3 separate regions of the Homo sapiens genome follow, and all the other regions are linked to region 3. Evidence: read pairs that join two places in POLR2A ChIA-PET (ENCODE). Cell type or tissue: B cell. All regions are shown on one strand.

Evidence for each region. Peaks named below come from ENCODE experiments on the same cell type or tissue, not always from the same donor. Only the 100,000 strongest peaks of a DNase experiment are listed, where the experiment ranks them.
Region 1: POLR2A ChIA-PET joins it to region 3 with 8 read pairs; 1 of 35 experiments calls an interaction of 5 or more read pairs at or near these places.
Region 2: POLR2A ChIA-PET joins it to region 3 with 6 read pairs; 5 of 35 experiments call an interaction of 5 or more read pairs at or near these places.

The regions. Positions count from the first base shown.
Region 1 is chr9:70,394,922-70,402,921 of GRCh38, reverse strand. The region is part of intron 1 of KLF9 (KLF transcription factor 9); the gene reads left to right. It overlaps LOC124900273 (a long non-coding RNA gene), which reads left to right. Exons shown (of 2, transcript XR_007061576.1): 2 at 1-8,000. Among named protein-coding and RNA genes, the nearest start is that of KLF9-DT, 15 kb to the left of the region's middle. RefSeq lists a silencer at 4,458-4,507 and an enhancer at 4,458-4,760. In B cell, no CTCF peak of the experiment used is centred here; a DNase peak (open chromatin) is centred at 4,591; H3K4me3 peaks cover 818 bases; H3K27ac peaks cover 4,029 bases.
Region 2 is chr9:71,718,227-71,726,226 of GRCh38, reverse strand. It overlaps CEMIP2 (cell migration inducing hyaluronidase 2), which reads left to right. Exons shown (of 24, transcript NM_013390.3): 11 at 518-646; 12 at 3,712-3,800. Among named protein-coding and RNA genes, the nearest start is that of CEMIP2, 46 kb to the left of the region's middle. In B cell, no CTCF peak of the experiment used is centred here; no DNase peak of the experiment used is centred here; H3K27ac peaks cover 378 bases.
Region 3 is chr9:71,779,423-71,787,422 of GRCh38, reverse strand. No RefSeq gene overlaps it. Among named protein-coding and RNA genes, the nearest start is that of CEMIP2, 15 kb to the right of the region's middle. In B cell, a CTCF peak has its summit at 4,173; a DNase peak (open chromatin) is centred at 4,082; H3K4me3 peaks cover 622 bases; H3K27ac peaks cover 3,453 bases.

The sequences.
Region 1 (8,000 bases), 1.4 Mb after region 3:
CGCCTCGGCCTCTCAAAGTGTTGGGATTACATGTGTGAGCCACCATGCCCGGCTATCATCCCATTTATAACTACCAACAGGATTTTCCAAAGAACAGAGTTTGACAAAATGAGAGGCAAACAGTACGATATTTTTTTTTCTATATATTTTTCTTCCTTTTGGTGGGAAGGAGCTCCGAACTATCTCTGGAGTTCAACCCGAAAGATAGGCCATAAGTGAATGTACAGAAGGGTCTTTGCAGAAGATAGATGATTTTGACAGGTATTACATACGCTTAGGCAAACACCCACTGGCCCTCCTGAGTGGATGTTCTAGAAGCCAATAATAAAAGCCTCACATGGAACAAGTATAACAGCAGCAGGGTGAACTTCAAAGCCATTGACTTGGTTTTAATTCCAGTCTGTCCATTTTAATGTCCAGAGAAACAAATCATGTTTACAGGAACATTTATTACCCTATATGCTAATAGGTAAAAGCCTAGTCTATGCAAAGACGAGCTGTTTATATGGCAGTTCCCACTGGGATTCAGAAGTGTATTCAGTGTGCACAATGCCCAAGAAAAACACTGTAATAAATCATAAGAGGCAAAAAGTAGAGCTTAAAAACAACTTAACAAAAACACATAAAAGTGACTTAACTCCCTGTGCTCTGTAATTCTACAGTAGTTTTGTACCATTACCATTTTAAGGAAAATAAGCAGAATGACAACCAAACAGCTGGCTTTCTCTCGTATTGTAATCCATACTCATGGCCAGCCCCAAAATGCTTGTTCAGTGAGCATTATCCCACTGAAGCGGGGGGTTCCCAGTGTGAAAAACATAGGCTATTTTCTCTAACCTGAGGCATTTCTTTTTCTTTTTCTTTTCTAATTGATTTTATTTTATTTTATTTTTATTTATTTATTTTTTTTGAGACAGTCTCGCTCTGTTGCCCAGGCTGGAGTGCAGTGGCATGATCTCGCTCACTGCAACCTCCGCCTCCTAGATTCAAGCAATTCTCCTGCCTCAGCCTCCTGAGTAGCTGGGACTACAGGGACATGCCACTACACCCAGCTCATTTTTGTACTTTTAGTAGAGACGGGGTTTTACCATGTTGGCCAGGCTGGTCTCAAACTCCTGGCCTCATGTGATCCACCCACCTTGGCCTCCCAAAGTGCTGGGATTACAGGCGTGAGCCACTGCAGCCAGCCTAATTTTTTTTCTTTTCTTTTCTTTTCTTTTTTTTTTTTTTTTTTTGTGAAGGAGTCTTGCTCTGTTGCCCAGACTAGAGTGCAGTGGTGCGATCTCAGCTCACTGCACCCTCTGCCTCCCAGGTTCATGTGATTCTCCTGCCTCAGCCTCCTAAGTAGCTGGGATTACAGGTGCCCGCCACCACACCCAGCTAATTTGTGTATTTTTAGTAGTTGATAGGGTTTCACCATGTTGGCCAGGATGGTCTCGAACTTCTGACCTGAAGTGATTCACCGGCCTCGGCCTTCCAAAGTGCTGGATTACAGGCATGAGCCACCGCACCCAGCTAATTTTTGTATTTTTAGTAGAGACAGGGCTTCACTATGTTGGCCAGGCTGGTTTTCCTGAGATGGGGTCTCACTCTGTCACCCAGGCTGGAGTGCAGTGGTGCAATCACGGCTTATTGCATCCTCATGCTCCTTGGCTCAAGCAGTCTCTCACCTAGGTCTCCTGAATAGCTGGGACCACAGGCACGCACCACCATGCCCAGCTAATTTAAAAAATTTTTTTTTTTTTTTTTTTTTGGAGATGGGATCTCGCTATATTGCTCAGGCTGGTCTCGAACTCCTGGCCTCAAGTGATCCTCCTGCTCCAGTCTCCCAAACTGTTGGGATTACAGGAATGAGTCACTAACACCCAGCCTAACCCGAGGCATTTCTTCCCAAAGCCCTGCTTGCTCCTAAATTTCAAAACACCCTCTAGAAATACATGCCCAAAGAGGGGACTATATTCCTTTTCTGAGATCTCAGGGGGAGGGTTGAGTGGGGACTGTTTTGTGAAGGGTGGACAGCTCTGACCTGCAGTTCTTTGTGGTCTTTGGTGCCAAACATCAAGCCATGTGACTTAGTGGCTCACTCCATCCCAAGAGTAGAAGGGTTAAAAGCTTGAAAAGCTGCTGGTGGCCCATGTGGCATGTATGAGTAGGATTTATGGCCACTGCAGCCATACTGTGGTGTGCATACAGTGTGCAGAGGTTGAGCCCAGAGGGAAAAACCTGGATGGAAACACTTGCTGGAGTGGCATCACTTTTCACCATGAGTCCTTATGAATGCCACAGCCTAGCAGGTAGAGTACGTGTTGACTAATCAGGCATCAGTCTCTCCATTTCTGCTGCTGGGGGACAATCTTTTTCTTGGCATTTCAGGGTCTCAGTTACTTCTGCATTAAATTGTATTCTCTTTTGGCTAAATGTTTGCAAAATCAGGGTTCTCTCTCTAATTCGGGGTCCCTTGCCTTTCCTTTCCCTGGGAGTGATCTTCTGTTTGGTGGGCATGGGGCTCATCTCTTGTTTCAGCCTCGTGGGAGAGCCATCCATGTTGCATGCTGTCCTTTGACCTTGTGGTGATGTCCACTGAGACGTCTGTCATGCACTTGCCTGTGTCCCCATCCTCACAGGCTGACATCAGTGGCTCTGGGTGTTAGATCCTTGCACTGTGACCCAGTCCTCCTGTGGATTTCTCCAACAGCACAGTTTTGGGCTCAGGAACACAGTCCTTTTCCCCACCCTGCACTTTAGAAGGGTGCGCACACTGAGACCCCTCTCAGCTGTAGCTCCCCAACTCCTCAGGTGTTATGGCCTGTGTGGGGCTTCCAAGAGGACCTTATTTGTATAAGGCACTTCCTCTAGGCATGTCTCGAAGGCTGTCTCTACAAGGAGAATAAAGACCTGGATATTTCTTAGAGACCTCTGTGTCTCTAATACAGTCCTACCAGCTCTTTCTCTTTTTCTGCCCCTCATGTCTTGGTTGGAAGATCTGGCAAATTGAGAGTTTTTTTAAGCTCAAGGACTTAGGTTTTCTAAATGCTACTTTGAAAATTAAAGCTCAGTGGCAACTTATTTATCCTAAACTATGTCTGATCCCCCTGAGGCAATGCATTTGGAAGGAAGGGCCTGGAAGGCAGAGAATTGGAAAAAAAGGCACTGTGAAAGGTCAGTCTCTGTGCTTTTAGTTTGAGTCCAGGCTCTTCTTTCACATCTAATCTCATTTTGTGCATAAAACTGAAGGAGCAATTTGAAACCTGGTTTTAATCTGGTCACACACTATTGTGCAGGGCGTCCTTGGGCACGTCATCTGCCCTCTGAGTTGGCTTCATCTAAAACATGACAGGTTTGAATTCCATGGTGATAAAAATCACCAAAATTGCAAAGATTCAAAGAATCTGTTCTTGGGATAGCTTTGCCATTAGGCATTTATATCTTGTTCAATATTTAATGCCTAGGTAGATATTTATTATCTATGTTTCCCACAAATAGCTGAACAAAGGCAGCATAGTCTGGGATGGCAGGAATTACCTAGTCTGGGCCAGGGTCTGGTCTTTGAAGGGCTAGCTATGTGGTTGTGGGGAGGTTGCATCATCTTTCTGGGCCTTTGGAGGATCCCTAAGATTTCATCCACCTCTAAATTCTGTTACTCTGACTTTTATGATCTTTTATCACACTACACCAAGAGGCAGATCTTCATTGTGTTAAAAATTTATGTTTAGGGTCCACATTTTGCCTCTGCACTATTTTTAGTTTTCAGGCAGGGCCATATAACTGAGACTTCAAGACAGCTCTTGGCCAGGTGCAGTGTCTCACGGCTGTAATCCCAGCACTTTGGGAGGCTGAGACAGGAGGATCACTTGAGCCCAGGAGTTTGAGACCAGCCTGGACTACATAGTAAGACCCCTGACTATACAAAAAATAAACAAAATTAGTTGGGTGTGGTGGCATGCACCTGTGGTCCAGCTACTTGGGAAGCTGAGGTGGGAGGATCACTTGAGCCTGGGAGGTTGAGGCTGCAGTGAGCCAAGATCACGTCACTGGGTGACAGAGCAAGACCTTGCCTCACAGAAAAAAAGAAAAAGAAAATGTATAGTTTTTGCTGAATCAAGAACCTAAAGAGGCAAGAATCTGTTGTCAGCTGGGCACAGTGGCTCATCCTTATAATCTCAGCACTTTGGGAGGCCAAGGCAGGAAGATCACCTGAGCTCAGGAGTTCAAGACCAGCCTGGCCAACATGGTGAAAACCTGTCTCTACTAAAAATACAAAAATTAGCTGGGCATGGTGGCAGGTGCCTGTTGTAATCCCAGCTACTTGGGAGACTGAGACACGAGAATTGCTTGAACCCGGGAGGCAGAGGTTGCAGTGAGCCGAGATCGTGCCACTGCACTCCAACCTGGGTGACAGAGCAAGACTCCATCTCAAAAAAAAAAAAAAAAATTCTGTTATCTGCTGTCTTTTGTTTGAGGTCTGCTGGAACTGCATGTGCTGTCTCACAGATAGCTGAGGTTGGGAATGTGTGCACGATATTTGGATATGCTTGCTTCTTAGACTCTGACATGCTTAAATGAGGAAGTGCTGCATACAGATGTCAGAGACACACACCCACTTCTCATTTCAGAACCTAAAGCATAGGACAAGTTGCTTTCTACAGATAAACACAGAGATCCGGAAGTAAAATCTCACACCTAAGCCCTACACTGTCTCTGTTGTATCAACAAATACAATATAAACGGAAGCCAAATCACAAGCAGGATTCAGTGAGAGGTCAGAAGCAAATGGTAGTAATATGATGGGATGGCATTCAGGCAGGATTATTCTTTCAAAGCCTATTTAACATTTTTATTCGTTCAGAACATCTACATGCAAAGCAATATTTCTGATAAACAGGAGACTTTTGAATGAATGATTTTTGAGTTCAGTGTTCATTGAAATGATGTATGCAGAAAAATGTGGACTTCTCTGTACCCAGGAATGGCCTGCACACCTCTTCCGTAATGTGTATTGGTGGTTCTGCACATGAGGGTAATGGAGAATGGGAAAAAAGCAACTGTTCATGTTTCGTACCTGCATGTTGACATTGCTTTTTGGTGAGGAGAGAAGCCAGATGGTGATGGACAAATGGGGTGCTTGAGGCCTAGGGTCAGGGCAGGTCTATGTGGATGCATTCCCCACCAGTCTGGTCCATGAATGCTTTCTTAGACTCAAATCTTTGCACTTCTTCATGATCTGACTCCTCTCACCTGCTTTCTAACAAGGACACTCCTTTGTTGGGCAACCCTACTGTTACTGTTTGTGCATTTCCACCTCTGAAGGAAGGTTCCTGTCTGTTCTTATAAGAGGGCCATGTCCCTTTCACATATGGAAAAAGTAGGAGAGGTGGAAATAGAGGAGTGAGAAGACAGATGTAGTATATTCAGGAAGTTTCTGACTTTCTCCGTTTTGTTTTTTTTTTTAGTCAGAGTCTCACTCTGTCACCCAGGCTGGAGTGCAGTGGTGCAATCTCAGCTCACTGCAACCTCCACCTCCAGGGTTCAAGCGATTCTCCTGCCTCAGCCTCCCGAGTAGCTGGGATTACAGGCATGTGCCACCATGCCTGGCTAATTTTTGTATTTTTAGTAGAGACAGGGTTTCACCATGTTGGCCAGGATGGTCTCAACCTCCTCACCTCAAGCGATCCACCCCCCTTGGCCTCCCAAAGTGCTGGATTACAGGTGTTTACAAGTGTGAGCCATCACACCGGGCCAGGAAGTTTCTGACTTTCTGACAATTAGTTTGAGAAGAAGACAAAATGACTCTTCTCTCTTTGGTCATGGATCACTTACTGAAGTGTCCCAGTAATTTCTCAATAGAAAGTAAATCACCTACTGCCCTCCACTTCCATGCCCATGGAATATATTCCTTTTAAAATTTTTAAGAGATGAGGTTTCACTATGTTGCCCATGCTGGTCTTGAACTCTGGGCCTCAAGCAGTCCTCCCTCCTCAGCCTTCCAAAGTGCTGGGATTACAGGCATAAACCACCATGTCTGGCCTGGAATATATTCTTGATCAAGCCATTTGTGGAATGGTTTAAACTCAGATGTATCGCTGTTTTCTGTAAGACTTTTAAAAAATATTAAAATAACTTTTTCTGACTTTTTCTCATAAAAGAAATTTATACTCACTGTTTAAAAAATCAGAAAACATAGGGAAAAATTACAAAAGGAAGTAGAAGTTATTCTTTATCTCCTCACTGGTAGATAGTAATTGTTCAAATTTTGTATATATTCTTTTTACTTAATATTTTTTTAATTTTAAATTGTAGTAGAGATGGGGTCTTACTGTGTTGCCCAAGCTGGTCTTGAACTCCTGACTTCAAATAGTCCTCCTGCCTCAGCCTCCCAAAGTGTTAGGATTACAGGCATGAACCACCTCAGCCAGCCCATATTTTGTGGGCAACAGGATTTTTTTCTCTCCATATATATTCACACACTTATGCAGCTGATCATACATTGTTCTTCTCAGTTAGCAGTGTATGGCTAACATCTTTCCATTTCATTATATAACAGTCTGGTACCTTTTTCACAGGTACATATTAGTCCCCTGTAAGGATATACTTTATGTATTAAACCAGCCCTTTATTTTTGAGCATTTAAGTTACCACCTTTTAGCTCTCATAAGCAATGCTGGTATCCCTTTTCATGTCTCTATCTAATTATTATCAAATTAATTGCCAAAAATAATCTGCAGGAGAATATTGCCAGATGGCCCTGGATTAATTATAAATCCCACCAGTGTGGTAGAGGGCCTGTTTCCTCATGCCTCCACCAGTGGTCGGTATGAACAGATTTTTTAACGTTTTCACTAGCCTCACAGATATCTTGCTGGTGTCTTAATTGGCATGTTTTGATTACTTGTGAGATTGAATATATTTTTGTATGAAATATTAAATATTTTCGTATTTATTTCTTGGTCATTAGTATTTTATTTATGTATTTATTTATTTATTTATTTTGAGGCAGCGTCTGGCTCTGTTACCCAGACTGGAGTGCAGTGACACAATCTCAGCTTACTGCAACCTCTGTCTCACTGGTTCAAGTGATCCTCCCACCTGAGTAGCTGGGACTGTAGGTGTGCACCACACAGCCTGGATAATATTTGCATTTTTAGTAGAGATGAGGTTTCGCCATGTTACCCAGGCTGGTCTCAAACTCCTGGGCTCGAGCAATCTGCCTGCCTCGACTTCCCAAAGTGCTGAGATTACAGGCATGAACCACCACGTCTGGCCAGTATTTCTTACTTTATAAATTATTTATTTGCATCCTTGCCCACTTTTATTAAGTTGGGCTGTTCCTTTTTGATTTGCAAGTCCTTTCTGTGTTACAGATTTTAACATTTTGTCATATGCTTCAATTTCTTTTAATTTATTTTGATTCTTAAATTTTTCTACTTATATATATTTTTAACATGCAGAAGTTTAACATTTTTACGTATTCAAAACTATCCTTCAAGTAGGATTTTGCTTTTGGTTTCATGTTTAGAAAGTCTCTATTCCAGGATTCTAAAAATGCTCACCTATATTTTATCGTTATGGCTTTATTTTTTACATTTACATTTATAGCCCATTTGGAAATCATTTGAGTGAAAAGTATGAGGTAGGGACTAAGATTTAATTTTTTTCTTTTACCTGACATCTAAGCCACTTACTGAATTAAACATTTTCTGTTTCACTGATTTGAAATACCCCATTTACCATGTACAGAATCCCTATAGATTCTTAAGGTTATTTTCAGACCCTACTCTGTTCCACTGATTTGTCTTTTCCTGTGCTGCTATCTCACTATCTTAATTATTACAGCTTTAATAATCCATTTTAATAACTAGTATTGCAAGTGCTCACTTATTATTTGTTCTTCCGCAAAATTTTCTTGGCAAGTTGGGCATGTTTATTCTTCCAAATGAACTTCAGAAATAACTTTGTCAAGTTCTAGAAAAAGAAATTCTTACGGTGTGTGTTAATTCCGTAGA
Region 2 (8,000 bases), 61 kb after region 3:
CGTGTGGTGGTTTTTTTTTCTTTGGCAAAAATTTGCCTCAGGACAGGAAGGGCATTAGACTTGTTTGAAAGAAGTCAGTGATCTCTGCGTGCTGGTGGACAGTTGTTTAATAGGCATGACTCATCTATTGAACAGGTTTGGAGGTAAACAGATAAAAACCATATTGCTTAACATCTGTGCTGTCTTGGTTACATGGAAAGCCGATTTGGTTTTAATTCTGCATAACTTTTAACGTAGATAATGATGGAAAAGTTTTGAAAGTGAATTTTTATACCAGCCAATTATTTCTCTTTTGTCCAATCCTGCAAGCAAAATTAAATTTGCTTTTTTAAAAAAATACATGATATAACCACTTTGAGACGTGTGTACAACTTTTTATTGTCAATTCTGAACCTGCAATAATGAAAAATTTGGGTGAAAAAGATTAAACTTGCTGATGAAGAAGTTAGTTTATGAGAGTGTTTCATAGATATCTGTATAAATTAGGCTTTTAATGGGCTTGTCCTTTCATTTGTAGGATGCTGGAATATGGTATTTATTCCACAAGGAACCAACTGGGGAATCCAGTGGATTGCAGCTCTTGGCAAAACCAGAACTCACTCCATTGGGTATATTTTATAACAACAGGGTCCATTCAAATTTTAAGGTAGGTTTCTAAGTTTTAACAATTAGTACATATGCTAGACAGTGTAAAGGATGAACTATTGTGATTATATTTTAGTCCACTTTGTGCTGCTGTAGTAGAATATCACAGACTAGTTAACTTATAATGAGCAGCAATTTATTTGGCTCACACTTCTGAAGGCTGGGAAGTCCAAGATCAAGGGGACAGCATTTGGTAAGGTTCTTCTTGCTGTGTCATCCACGGTAGAAGGGCAAGGAGAAGGCGAGAGAGCTATAGAACAAATTTGCTGCCTCAAGCTCTTTTATAATCAGCATTAATCCATTCAAGAGGGCGAATCCGTTATGACCTAAACACCTTCCATTAGGCTCTACCTCCCAATACTTTTGCACTTTCTAACACATGCTTTTTGGGGGATGCATTCAAACTGTAGTAGATTATAGCTGAGAAATGTCAATTTTTGGTAGAACTTGTCATCAGAGAAAGTAATTTGTAATTAAAAACAGACACCTAACCCCTCCCTGTTCAGGATATATAGAGAGCATTCCATTTATACATACCTATTGCGCATACAGGTATGTGCAACACATACATGCACGTGTAACCTGAATAATTACATAATGGATTTGATTCATGTGTCCTCATCCTCTCCCTTGTTTCTTCTCACCTCTTCCTCCCTCTCAACTTCTTTCCAATCTTTAATGTCGTTACCTGTTTCTAGGGAGGTACACATTAAATAATATCCTTCTAGGGGTTGATAAGCATAATTCATCTCTTCTTTTTGATTCACAGTGGCTGGTAGAGTGTCCTATTAGGCATTATACTAATTATATAAATAGTGAAATATTGCTTAAGAATAATTGACCTAATTTAAAATGATACAGATCAAGTAACCTAAAGGCCATTAGGAGTTTCCATTTTTTCATGAAATTTGGCTCTAACCCTTCGCCCCCTGGTGATAAATACATTTGGTTTATTTTGTGCTCACAGGCACTTTAATGTTTTGTTATGTGTGTGATGCCCAGATCCTTTACCCTGATGTGACCCGCACCAGAGTTCAAGGAATACTTTGCATTTATGATACTCAGAGGATCCTTTAAAAACCTAAGTGTGTTACAGTTTGAAGAGCTTAGAATCACTTGATGAAGAGTTGAGGAAAAACTATACAAAACTGATTTTTGTGAGCTGAATAGTTGATTAAGTTAATGTTTATTGAAAATAGCATTTCATAGTAGAAATCCTCAATTTTTCTTAATTGTAAATGGTATAAAAAGCACCTCATTCTAATGGAATTTTTTTTTTTCTTTTTTTGAGACAGAGTCTTGCTCTGTCGCCCAGGCTAGAGTGCAGTGGTGCGATCTCAGCTCACTGCCACCTCTGCCTCCTGGGTTCAGGCAATTCTCTGCCTCAGCCTCCTGAGTAGCTTGGATTACAGGCATCTGCCACCATGCCCAGCTAATTTTTGTATTTTTAGTAGAGACAGGGTTTCACCATTTTGGCCAGGCTGGTCTGAACTCCTGACCTTGTGAACTGACTGCCTTGGCCTCCCAAGGTGTTGGGATTACATGTGTGAGCCACTATGCCTGGCCCCATTCTAATTGATTTTTAATGTGCAGTAATTTACTCAATTAATAAGAATATTAAATTTAATTGACATGAGTGGATGATTAGGTGTTAATTTGTTAAATTTGGAAATGTCTGTCCAGGATAATACTTTATAGCCAAAGGAGATTGAATTCTTGGAGTACTCAAAAAGAAACATGTCATTTTGGAATAACTCATAAACACATACATGCACACACAGGCACACACCCACATGTGTGCGCACACACACACTGGTCCTTATGGCTTCAACTGCTGATGCCTCCCGAATCTGTACTAGTCCAGGTTGGTCAGGCTTATCCTACTGCTTACTGAGTACCCTTTGAATGTCTTATGGACATAAATAAAACATGTTGCAAACTAAAATTCTTATTTTTAGGCCCAGACCTATTCTCATATGTCTGTCTCAGTGAACAAAACCACTACTCAGCTGTGGCCTGAACCAAAAATATATGAGCTTTTATTGCTTTCATTCCCTCACCCACAGAATTTTATCAATTACAAAATGATATCAATTCTACTTAGTAAATAATTTTCGTTTTATCTGTTTTCCACTGTTAGTATGGCCATGAGTCTAGATCATCTTTATTTCTCTTCTGGATTACTGAAATCATCTTCTACCTTATTTGCCTCCTTTTTTTTTTTTTAAATTCTCTTTCAATCCATTATCCATTTTATAGCTACAGTGTTTTTTCCTTAACTTGCAGTTGGTTACAATGCGTTTATTAAATTCCTATTGTCCTGACTTCTGTAGCACATCAATTCCATGTGATCTGATGTTTGCTCCTCTTTAGCCTTCTCCATTATATTTCCTTCCTTCGTACATTTTTGTTTGTCCATCATGGTTTTGTTTTTTTTTTTTTTTTCTTTGGCTGTTCCATGCTCTCTGCCATCTCTAGACGTTTGTACAAACTATTCCCTTGAGTTATTTTCTCTGGCTCTTCAGCTCCTTCCTCCCACCTCCTCCCCTGCACCACCAATCCATTCTTTTGCTTAATTTCTCTCCATCCTTCAGGTTTCAGCTTTAAGAGGTCACTTCTTTTAGGAGACATTCCCTGAATCCTCTCACCTCCACCCACAAAAAAGGCCTCTCCAGATGCCCTTCTTTTCTGCTCAAACCTCATCTGCTTCCTTTATCATATGCTTATCGTTTTGGATTGTAATTATTTATTTAATTGCATGTCTTTCTGCTAGTTTTTGTGTTAGCAACAACAAGGATCATATTTTTCTTGTTAACTAATGTATAACACTGGGTGCCTACCAGTAAGTATTTGTTGAATGACTAAATGAGTGAAATGAGTTAAATGAGTAGAAAATATCCAGGAAAGTAGCTGTTTTTTTTTTTTTTACAGTACCTTTGCTGTTGATTCCCTGCCCCACTTTTTTTGGTAGAAGTGATAAGCTAAAATCTATTTTCATGAATCATTGTATATGTTGTTGTAAGTTGGGATTCATATTCATTCCAGTCCATTATTTATATTTTTCAGGCTGGCTTATTTATTGACAAAGGTGTCAAAACAACCAACTCTAGTGCTGCTGACCCAAGGGAATACCTCTGTTTGGACAATAGTGCAAGGTAAAGCTGGCTCTTTTAAGTCACACTCAAGCTATACTTTGCCAAAGCAAAACTTTCTAACTGGAGTTTATTGTGCTCTTTCTGTGGTAATACATTTAAAATAAAGTTTTAGAAGTTCGTAAAAGGGTTTTTGGAAAACCACTTATTCTGTTGTCCCAGGTCCTGTGACTGGTCTTTTATCTTATTGAAATACTAAAGAGGTTGATGTTTTTCTCCTTTTTCATTGCTATAAATAGATGCTAGAGAGAGTTGCAGAAAGAGAAAGAAAAAAGAGGAGATATGTTGAGAAAGTTTCCAAATTTGGTGTGCAGTATGATTCATTGAAAAATAAGTTAAACTAAGATGTTTAGTCTCATCCTTGAAAAACCAAACCATATAGAATTTATTCTTTGTGGTCAAAATGAATACTGCATTTAATATTTCAAAAGGAATGATCCCAAATTTGATGAGCAACCTGGTTCTGGTTCAGCCCTTTGTAGCCTCAGATTTACATCATAGCCAGGCTCTAGGTTACTTTCTTTTGTAATCACAAAATGCATTAGGTATGGATCAGCATTTCAGCAGAGTTCTCTTACATGCTATATATGAGCCAAAATAAAGAAAATGTCCCAGATGAAAATAAACTTTTCTGGAAAAGATGGTGACTTAAAGTCATATTCAGTAGAACCTGTGTACATATTATTATTTTCCATACTTCAAATTGATTGACCAGTTTATGGAGTTGATAGAGTGCTAGATTTAATAGGCTTTGTTGACAGACACTTAGGAAAAGAATACCAGGCCTGATTGTTCTTCAAAGAATCAAGTAGGAAGCACACCATAGGTTGGTGAGCCTGACTTCAGGGTGAGGCAGATTCTCACAACACTTTAATAAGACATGAGGTCAGAAGAAAACTGGGGAAAGTCTAGTTTGTCTTGAGGATTCCTCAAACATCAAGTTGAGCCTGAAATATGTTGATGCAATGATCAGATAGCATTTGAGAAACCAAGAAACTGTGGGCGTTTTAAAAAATAAAACACAAAGAACTGGATACCTAAAAGCTGATCAACAAATGAAGTGAAAAAATAGAAGAGATAAACTTAAGAAGAAAAAAGAGTATATAGATGACAATAAATTATGAACTAAGAGGAGAATATTAGCTGGCAAATAAAGAATTCTATCTAGAAGGTTACTGCTGCTTTTTTAGCTTTGAAGAGTTTATTATAATTGGTAGAACTAATATAATTTATTATAATTGGTAGAAAGTAATGTGTTCTTTGCTTAGCATTGCCAAAAAATCCATAAACACAATTGGTTCTCTTCCCTGCCTTAAAAACTTATTTATGTATATATATTTATGTATATTTATAGTAATGTGTATGTGTATATATGTGAATATATGTGTGTATATATATGAATAGAGTAAATATATTTGAGTTCATTGATGTTTTAATTAGACTTGACAATAAAACAATTTACTCATAATGGCTTAAGTAGTTCCTTACTAGGTGTGTGTATGTGATATTATGAAAATGGTTATCTTTCTTCTCTCCATTATTTATTTCTCTTACTAGTTTATAACTACATACATATTGATAAGGAATTGGACTCCATTTGGAAGTTGTTATTGAAAAGAACTGATTATAGCAGAAAAGGAACAAGAGCTTGTGCATATACTGAACTAGTGTTTAGACTATGCTCATATATATATTCATGCAATTTAGACATGGTAAAAATGATAAAAACTAGCATAAATGAGTAATAAACCAGCTCATATATTAAACACCAGGCTTAGAAGATCCAGAAGATATTTAATCTGTTCATCAAAGAGGAAGCTGACTGAACAGTTAATCAGGGCCGGGCGTGATGGCTCAGGCTTGTAATCCCAGCACTTTGGGAAGCCAAGGCGGGTGGATCACCTGAGATCAGGAGTTCAAGACCAGCCTGGCCAACACGGTGAAGCCCCATCTCTTCTAAAAATACAAAAAATTAGCTGGGCATGATGGCAGATATCTGTAATCTGAGCTACTCAGGAGACTGAGGCAGGAGAATCACTTGAACCCTGGAGGTGGAGGTTGCAGTGAGCTGAGAACATGCCACTGCGCTCTAGCCTGAGCAAAAAGGCAAGACTCCATCTCAAAAAAACAAACAAAAAAACCTGTTAATCACATAAGCCTTTCCTTGTGTCTTCAAGACGTGAAAATATAGGAATCCAAAGATGGAAAATTTTAACTGAAGAAAGCTCTTGGTTTGAAATTAGGAAATTTAATCTACAAGAGTGAAAGGGCATTAGAACCACCTAGTACATTTAAAGCAGAGGACAATTAAGAGACAGTTGAGAAGTGTGCTGAAAACTCAATGATGATAATAAGAAAATCGGGAAAAAGTAACTATTGTCTATATGCCAAGTGGGAAAGAAGATGGAAATAAAGGGTATCAAAGCAAGTGGTCAGTTACTGATTACTTTTTTTCTCCCTGTACATGCCTGGGCACTGTGGGGGTGTCGTGATTGATTTATATTGATAGGAAGTTCAGAGAAGTTGAGATGGTTACAGCAGAGAATCAGATGCTGCCTTATAGTACTCTTTTTTTTTTTTTTTTTTTGCTTTCGTTTAGAACAGTATGTCTCCGTTCCGGAACTCTTCCATCTGCTTACTATTATGTAATGACTACAAAGCTGTTTGGCAGGAACTACAATGCCAGAGAGTAGATGTTGGCTTAGAGTCAAACTTTTTACCTCTTAAGTCAGAGCTAGTTAGGGTAAAGGGACTTGGGCCATATAATCTAAAGATGGATATGACACTCTTTATCTTCGCAGCTACTACCCCAGTTTATACCACACATGCATCTGTCTGAAACACATGAAGATCCTTCTGACTGGTCTCCTTAGAGTCCATTCTCTATAATCCATTCTCCAAATAGCAATCAGTGATCTCTTAAAAGAACAAAAAAGAAATTTGATCACATCCCTTCCTTGATTCCATGCTTCCATTGACTTCCCATTGCATTTCCAATGGAGACCCAGATCTTTACCTAGCCCTTGCCCTCCTCTCTATTCTGTCTCCCTTGCTTCTTTCTCTCCAGCAAACTTCCTTGCTGTTCCTGAACATGCTAAGCTCACTCATGCCTAAGGACATTTGCACTTGCTATTTTCTCTCGATAGCTGCCTCTGCCATCATATCCATTTAGTGAGCACCTACTGTGTGCCAACAGCTGTGGTATTAGCATTAGGCAAATGATGTTTCCTCACTGGTTGAAAATCTCTACCTGTTGAATTGGTTTCTGAAAAGCTGTGATTTCTTTTTTTCTTCCGTTCGTTTTGTAAGATTAAGACAGAAATGATTAAAAAAAAATAGGTGGCCTTATGGGGCCATTTGAGTATTTGAATATCATGTATTTGAGTATTTGAGCATCATGGGGCCGTTTGACTATTTGAGTTGTTATAGTGGACAGTTTTTGACACCAACTGTTTTTACCTTTTCAGTAAGGTCCTTATAACTGTTTTAGAGAGAAGAAAAAGAAAAGGTGAAGTTCAGTATTTATAATAAATATGTTAATTAAATACAGTCTGGCTGGGTGCGGTGGCTCACACTTATAATCTCAGCACTTTGGGAGGCTGAGGTGGGTGGATCACCTGAGGTCAGGAGTTCGAGACCAGCCTGGCCAACATGGGGAGACCTTGTCTCTGCTAAAAATACAAAACTTAGGTGGGTGTGGCGATGGATGCCTGTAATCCCAGCTACTCAGAAGGCTGAAGCAGGAGAAATGCTTGAACCCGGGAAGCAGAGGTTGCAGTGAGCCAAGATTGCGCCACTGCACTCCAGCCTGGGTGACAGAGTGAGACTCTGTCTCAAAAAAAGAAAATATTAAAAAATACAGTCTATTTTAAATTTAGGCATTTTAATGATATTGAACCCAGTTTTGTCTATATCTAAACATTTAACCAGCATACAACTCAAATTATACTCTAGTTCACATATATGTATGTTGAAATATATTATTAATTTATTAAATAAGTTTATATTGGTAACATGTACCTTAAGGATTTGTAAACACACATGACATACTTCCTGATCTGGGTTTTTTTGGAAATGATTTTTATGCAATAATATTCTGCAGTGTCCATTTTAATTGATTTTTCAAAAACAAACTAAGAAGATGTAAAAGCAGTTGGTTCTCTGGAAACTTGTGGTTAAATAAATGTAATTTCTTCTTTGAAT
Region 3 (8,000 bases):
TTTTGCCAAGCTTAAACCTGATATTGTCATGTAAATTTATTTAACAAATTTCACTTATTAGCAGAGCATGTCTGAAACTCCTCCTGGAGAATATACTTTATGTATACTTTCACGGCTTAACAGTTCAATTTTTCTCTATTGCTATAAAAACAATTTTAGTTATTCTTGGAAAAGAGAAAGGTTGTATTGACAAAACCTTGCAATTATAAGATAGAGTTATGAGTTTTTCTGCCTAAATTAAGGGACATTGTACACAACCACTGTCCTGTCCTGTTCAACATTCATGTCACAAAAGACAGAAAGGCTGAGGAACTGCTCCAGATTAACAGGAACTAAAGAGACATTACAACTAAATGCAATTCCTGAATTCCGCTTGGGTCTTGAATTCTGGATTTTGGGAAAATTCTATAAAGGCTATTGTTGAGCCAACTGAGTTTGAAATATGGACTGTGTGCTAAATTTTCTGAATTTGATGATTACGTTGTGGTTATGTTAAAAAAATTCTGTTTCCAAGAGTTACACGCTGAAGTATTTAAGTGTTAAAGGGAGTGAAGTCTGCCATTTATTTTCAAATAGTTCAGAAAACAACAACAACAACATATAACTGTGAAGACAGACAGAAAGAGATCAATTTAGAAAAGTAAATGTAGGCTGGGCACCATGGCTCATGCCTGTAATCCCAGCACTTTGGGAACCCAAGGCAGGTGGATTGCTTGAGTCCAGGAGTTCGAGACCAGCTTGGGCAACATGGTAAAACTCTGTGTCTACAAAAAATACAAAAATTAGCTGGGAATTTTGGCATGTGCCTGTAGTCCCAGTTACTCAAGAGGCTGAGGCAGGAGGATGGCTTGAGCCCAGGAGGCAGAAGTTGAAGTGAGCTGTGATCGTGCCACTGCACTCCAGCGTGGGCAACAGAGCGAGATCCTGTCTCAAGAAAAAACAAACAACAAAAGTAAATGTAGCAAAGCGTTAACAACTGATGAATCTGAGTGAAGGGTACACGAGAGTTTTCTAACTATCCTTGCAACTTTTGTAAGTTTGCAATAATTTCAAAAAAATGAAAAGAAAAAAATTTTAAAGTCTCTTTTAGAGCACATTTAACTTTTCTTTCCAAGTGGTGTGGAGTGGGATATGATCAAAGACAATTTTAGCTGTTAAATTTCAGTCAAATGTGAGATGAGACCCTTTCCACAATTTATGACTCTCATATACCACATTATCTGTTCAGTGAAAGGGAATGAATGAAGGAAAAGATAAAAATGCAAAAATAAAATAGACAAAGGCATTCAAGTGAAAAATAAAGAATTAGTGACTGTCTTCTAACAGATTAACTCCGTACTAAGAAAAATTTAACTAATAAAAAATAGAATAGTAGACACCGGGTGCGGCGTCTCATGCCTGTAATTCTAGCACTTTGGGAAGCCTAGACGGCTGGGTCTCTTGAAGTCAGGAGTTTGAGACCAGCCTGGCCAACATGACAAAACTCCATTTCTACTAAAAATACAAAAATTAGCTGGCGCATGCCTATATAGTCTCAGCTACTCAGGAGGCTGAGGGACAAGAATCTCTTGAACCTGGGAGGTGGAGGTTGCAGTGAGCCGGGATCATGCCACTGCACTCCAGCCTGGTGACAGAGTGAGGCTCTGTCTCAAAAAAAAAAAAAAAAAAAAAGAATAGTATAATGAACACCCACTTATCCATAACCTAGAGTTAACAATTGCCAACATATTACCATATTTATTATTTATTATTCATGTATTATTTTTTGCTAATGTATTTTAAAGTAAAGATGTTGCCAGGTATGGTGGCTCAGGCCTGTAATCTCAGCGCTTTGGGAGGCCGAGGCAGGAGGATTGCTTGAGCCTAGGAGATTGAGACCAGCCTGGGCAACATAATGAGACCCCTGTCTCTACAAAAATTACAAAAAAAAAAAATTAACTGAGCATAGTGACTCATGCCTGTGGTCCCAGCTACTTGGGAGGCTGAGGTGGAAGGATCGCTTGAGCTTGGGGGGTTGAAGCTGCAATGAGCCATGATTGCACCAGTGCACTCCAGTGTGGGTGACAGAATGAGACCTCATCTCAAAAACGAAAACAGATGTCATGATCTTTTGCCCCTAATACTTCAGTGGGAACATCTAAAAACACACATTTTTTTCTTCTTTTTTAAAATTTATTTTACTTTTAAGTTCTGGGAGACATGTGCAGAATGTGCAGACTTGTTACATAGGTATACATGTGCCGTGATGGTTTGCTGCACCTATCAACCCGTCATCTAGGTTTTAAGCCCCGCATACATTCGGTATTTCTCCTAATGCTCTCCCTCCCCTTGCCCCCCACCCCTGACTGGCCCTGGTGTGTGAAGTTGCCTTCCCCGTGTCCATGTATCCTCATTGTTCAACTCCCACTTATGAGTGAGAGCATGAGGTGTTTGGTTTTCTGTTCCTGTGTTAGTTTGCTGAGAATGATGGCTTCCAGCTTCATCTATGCCCCTGCAAAGGACATGAACCAACTCTTTTTTATGGCTGCATAGTATTCCATGGTGTATATGTGACACATTTTCTTTATCCAGGCTATCATTGATGGGCATTTGGGTTGGTTCCAAGTCTTTGTTATTGTAAATAGTGCTGAAATAAACATATGAAAACACATATTTTTTAAAAAAATTTTTTCTTTTTTTTTCCTAAACAATTATGTGGATTAAAATTTCTTTTCTTTATATAACATCATTAATATTCCTAATATAGTTTGGATACTTGTCCCCTCCAAATCTCATGTTGAAATTTGATCCTCAATTTTGGATCATGGGGGTAGATCTCTCATGAAGGGCTTTCTGCCGCCCTCACGGTGGCAATGAGTGACTTTTCCCTCTATTAGTTCCTCTGAGATATGATTTCTAAAAAGAGCCTGGCACCTTCCTTCCCTCTCTCTTGCTCCCTGTCACCTTCCACCGTGAATGAAAACTGCCTGAGGTCCCCACCAGAAGCAGATGCTCAATGCCATGCTTCTTGTACAGCCTCTAGAAACATGAGCCAAATAAACCTCTTTTCTTAATAAATTACCCAGCCTCGGGTATTCTTTTATAGCAACCCAAAATGAACTAAGACAATAGCTAACAAGATTAACAATAATTCCTTAAAGCACCTGATTCCTTGTCCATATTGAAATTTCTTCATTTGATCCCAAATGTGTCTTCCATTGATCCACTCAGATAAAGATCCAGTCAAAGACTACATGTTGTACTTGATTATTGTGCATTTTAAGTCTCTCGTGGTCTGAAACAGTTCCCTTCCTTGCTCTGGCCTGTAACTATTTTCCTCTTTTGACCAGCAAATAATCTGTGGTGGCAGGGTGGAGAGGGTGTCAATACAAAGTTTGACTAAGGTTGAGTATATATAACATGGGCTAATCATACAAAAATATTTTACTTATTTATTTATTTATTTTTGAGACAGAGTCTCGCTCTGTCACCCAGGCTGCAGTGCAGTGGTGTGATCTTGGCTCACTGCAACCTCCACCTGCCAGGTTCTAGTGATTCTTGTGCCTCAGCCTCCCGAGTAGCTGGGATTACAGGCATGTGCCACTGCACCCAGCTGAAAAATCTTTTATTTAAACGCCACTGATGTTTGTCTTTCCTAGAAACAAACTGAATATGAACATGGAAGTCAGTATTATTTTTACTATTTTCTCCAGCAGAATGACTTTACCACTCTCAACTTGTGGTTAGCACGAGATATTACATCTAGATACTTCCGAAGGCAGAGGGGAGCAAGAGAAGAAAAGTCATATTAGGACCTAATAATCCTCTTGTTCCCCTCAAAATCCAAACCCCAAATCTAAATCGGTGATACCGACTTTTAAAAGCAAAGCTGCAAATAGGTGATGTGGGTCCCCTCTCCCTCCCCCACTCCAAACAACTTGAGCCTTGTGTAAGCAGCTGCCAGACCTGCCCCGGGGCAAGGAAGAGCATGCAGCAGGTCAGGACGGTATATGACATGCTGGCACAAACACCCGTTGTCCCACCTCCACCCTTTCCACCCTCCGTGCGTCAGCTCCCCTGCAGCACATGCCGTGAGCAACTGTGCTGCTGACAGTGTTATTTCCTGTCACGAAATGAAATGTGTAAATGAAAGTACAAAAGAATGGAGGGATGACTGGTGGCCCTGTCACACTGGTGACACCTAGGGCCTAGCTGTAGGAAACATGTCTGGCTGGCTGCCCCGCCTCCTCACGCCAGTGCTTTTCCCAGCCTGAGCATCTCCATCTCTCAGTGATATGCTGTCCAGGCTTGGAACATTCTGCTCCTTTGGCCACTCCAGGTGTGGGCATCTCTTGCCTCCTGTTTTACATTGGTTTTTCAGTCTGTCACAGTTGAATCCCTTTAGCTGTTCACACTGTACTGAGATTATGGGCCCATGGATCTCTGTGCTGGAAGGGATGTCATTGGCACCAGCACCCACCCAACAAATAGTGGAATGTCCTTGTCACTATTGCTTATATGCAGTTGGTGAAGTGGTTAAGAGCAAAGACACCCTTGGTTCACATTCCTGGCACCTACTGGCTATATAATCTTACACAAATTACTTAGTCGCTTTTAGTTTCCTCATTTGTAAAATGTGTGGATTGGCAGGATGAATATCTATCTGTAAAACACACACAGCAGTGCCTAGCTCATAGCAAGCATTCTATAAGTGTTGCTATTTGCATATACCTGTCCAATCTCTTCATAAACACATCCAGGGATGTGAAGCTCATGAAGCTACCTTTACAAGGAAGCAAGCTCATAAAACAAGACATTTAATCTTTGGTGAATTCCAACAATCAGATACAGCTCCTTATAGTGTGTGATTATTATAGGGAAAGAAGGAAATGTGTTGCCAAAAATATACTGGGCCTTGTGGAAGATTTTTGGCTACATTCTTGTCACCTTGTGGAATTATTTATTCCCATTTTATCAATTTGCATGTGGCAAAACTGAAGCACAGAGGATTTGGGAAATTTGTCCAGAGTCAAACAATGAGTAGATGGTTGAGTCAGGATTTGAACTTGGGCTTTTTAGACTCTAGCATCTTCAAATATTGGAAGATAGTAGTCATTTTCCAATGAGACTTTAGTTTTTCACAGTGGTTGGCACATAATAAGTTATCAAATGATAGATATTGTGATCTATTTGTTTGTTTTGTTTTTTGAGACAGGGTCTTGCTCTGTCACCCAGGCTGGAGTGCGGTGGCACTATCATGGCTTACTGTAGCCTCAACTTCCCAGGGTCAAGGGATCCTCCCACTTCAGCCTCCTGAGTAACTGGGACCACAGGCGTGTGCCACCACGTGAAGCAAATTCTCGTATTTTTTGTAGAGATGGGGTTTCACCATGTTGCACAGGCAGGCTGGTTTTGAACTTCGGGCGACCTGCCTCGGCCTTCCAAAGTGTTAGGATTACAGGCATGAGCCATCATGCCTGGCCATGACTGTTAGTTTCTATAATACTTTGTATGTTGTCAAGGCCCTTTTGAACCATCCCTTCCTGCATACAATATGCATTTATTCGAACCCTCCATCAGATGCTTGGCTTAGGCTCTTCTTGGTCATGGCCAGGATGGAGTGCTCCTGAAGCAGCCTGTTTCATTTTGGATAGCTCTTATAATTGGCTTTATTCATTTATTTATTCAATGAATATCTAATGAGAGCTGAGATCTCAGTATGTCAAGCACTGAGCTATACACTGGGGATACAATGGGAAATGAAAACAGCAAATTCTTCAAAAGAGTGAAACATATTTTGCATAGATTGATCTTCCACCTACTGCTATCACTTCTGCCCTCTGAAGCAACAGAAACAAAAGGTTAATTTGTGCTCCCCACAATAGCTCTTCATATATTTGAAGATGGTTTTTCAGTTTCCTGTGTGACTAAGATTTTTTTTCTCCAGGCTCTCCTTGTAACAGTAGTATTTTCTTTAATACTGCAGATGATCCAAAGATGATGAAAGAAAATAGGTCTTATTTACTTTTTCTGAGACTCTGTTTTCTTATCTGTGAAATGAGGATAATTATACCCAACAGATGATATTGTATTACTTGTCTGAAACAGAGTAAACATGTCTGTGCATTAGTGTGCATTAACAACATTAAATAACTTTAACTATGCAAACGTGTACTATGTATTCTTATAAATGGGTCAGATTGACTAATTTACTGCGTAACCACTCTGTGGGGGTAGGTAATGAATATTCTTATTTTACAGAGAAGACAATGAAAGCACAGAGAGGTTAAGTGACTTGTCCAAGGTCACACAGCTAGTAAGTAATACAGCTGAAACTGGATCGGAGACAGCATGGCTTGAGAACACTGGTTGAAAGTCATTTTTATACTAGAAGGGGCTGAATGAGGGAGAAGAGTCAAGTGTTCAAAAGGTAAAAGGTAAATTAAAGTCCAAACTTGGAGTCTCATCTTTCACCAGTGGTATGTATCAGCTACTATTTTAAATAATTACCTACAGTTTGAAATTCAGTCTCTCAGATTCACAGTCTGGATATCTGGCCTTAAATGGGGCTTCCTTGTTCCCTGTTTGCAGCATCCAGTCCATTTAGCTCCCGCCTCACATGTTCTGGCTCTCTTTATATCCCAATGTACAGTTATTGGCAGCAAATATTAGTTAGTATTTTTTCTCGACACATCATTTGTATGTTTCTTTCACTGCTTCAAGTCACAGCTTACAAACGTATCTTTTCACTTAAGTGTGGTTTTCTTGATATAGTTTGGTTTTTAGCTATTTACCACTCTAAATTTGTCTGCTAAACAGGGAAAGCATAGTTTCAACTTAAATCATAAACAAAGGGATAATTTTCTTTCTTTCTTTCTTTCTTTTTTTTTTTTTTTTTTTTTTGAGACAGAGTCTTGCTCTGTTGCCCAGGCTGGAGTGCAGTGGTGCGATCTTGGCTCACTGCAGCCTCTGCCTCCCGGGTTCAAGTGATTCTCCTGCCCCAGCCTCCTGAGTTGCTGGGATTACAGGCACACACCACCACACCTGGCTAATTTTTGTATTTTTAGTAGAGACGAGGTTTCACCATGTTAGCTAGGCTGGTCTCGAACTCCTGACCTCAAGTGATCCACCCACCTCGGTCTCCCAAAGTGCTGGGATTACAGGTGTGAGCCACCATGCCCAACTGATAATTTTCTTAATACATATAGAGCTTTTACAAATCAATGAGAAAAAGAACAACAGCTATACAGAAAAATGAGCAAAGAATATGAACAGATAGGTCATAGATAAGGAACTAGAAATGACTCTTGTAAATGTGAAGAGATTCCCTCAATTATTACTGGAGAAACACATGTTGAAGTTCTTATATCACTTTTTCCTATGACAAAGATAGATATTTGTCTATATTTATTTCTAGAGATGTATATATCTGATTATATTCACTCAGGTGAGGCAAGGAAAATAGATACTGTCGTATATTGCTCTTGGGAAAACACATTGGCATAACCTCTGTGGAAGACTGACAATCACCTATCAAAATCCTTTGTTTAGGTCAGAGTCTCTCGACCTTGGTTCTTGACATTTTGGACTAGATGGTCCTTTATCCTGTGCATTGAAGGATGTTTAGCAGCATGCTTTGCCTCTACTCACTAGATGCCAGCATCCCTCCCCCAGAGTGTGAAATTAAAACTGACTCTAGACATTGCTAAATATACTCTGGAGGACAAAATCACCTCCATTTAAGAAGACGGGCTGGGGCCGGGCACAGTGACTCACACCTGTAATCCCAGCACTTTGGGAGGCCGAGGTGGGCAAATCATTTGAGGTCAGGAGTTCGAGACCAGTGTGGCCAGCATGGTGAAACCCTGTCTCCACTAAAAATACAAAAATTAGCTGGGCGTGGTGGCATGTGCCTGTAATCCCAGCTACTTAGGAGGCTGAGGCACGAGAATCGCTTGAACCTGGGGGGCAGAAGTTTCAGTGAGCCGAGATTGCGTGCACTACACTCTAGCCTGGGTGAC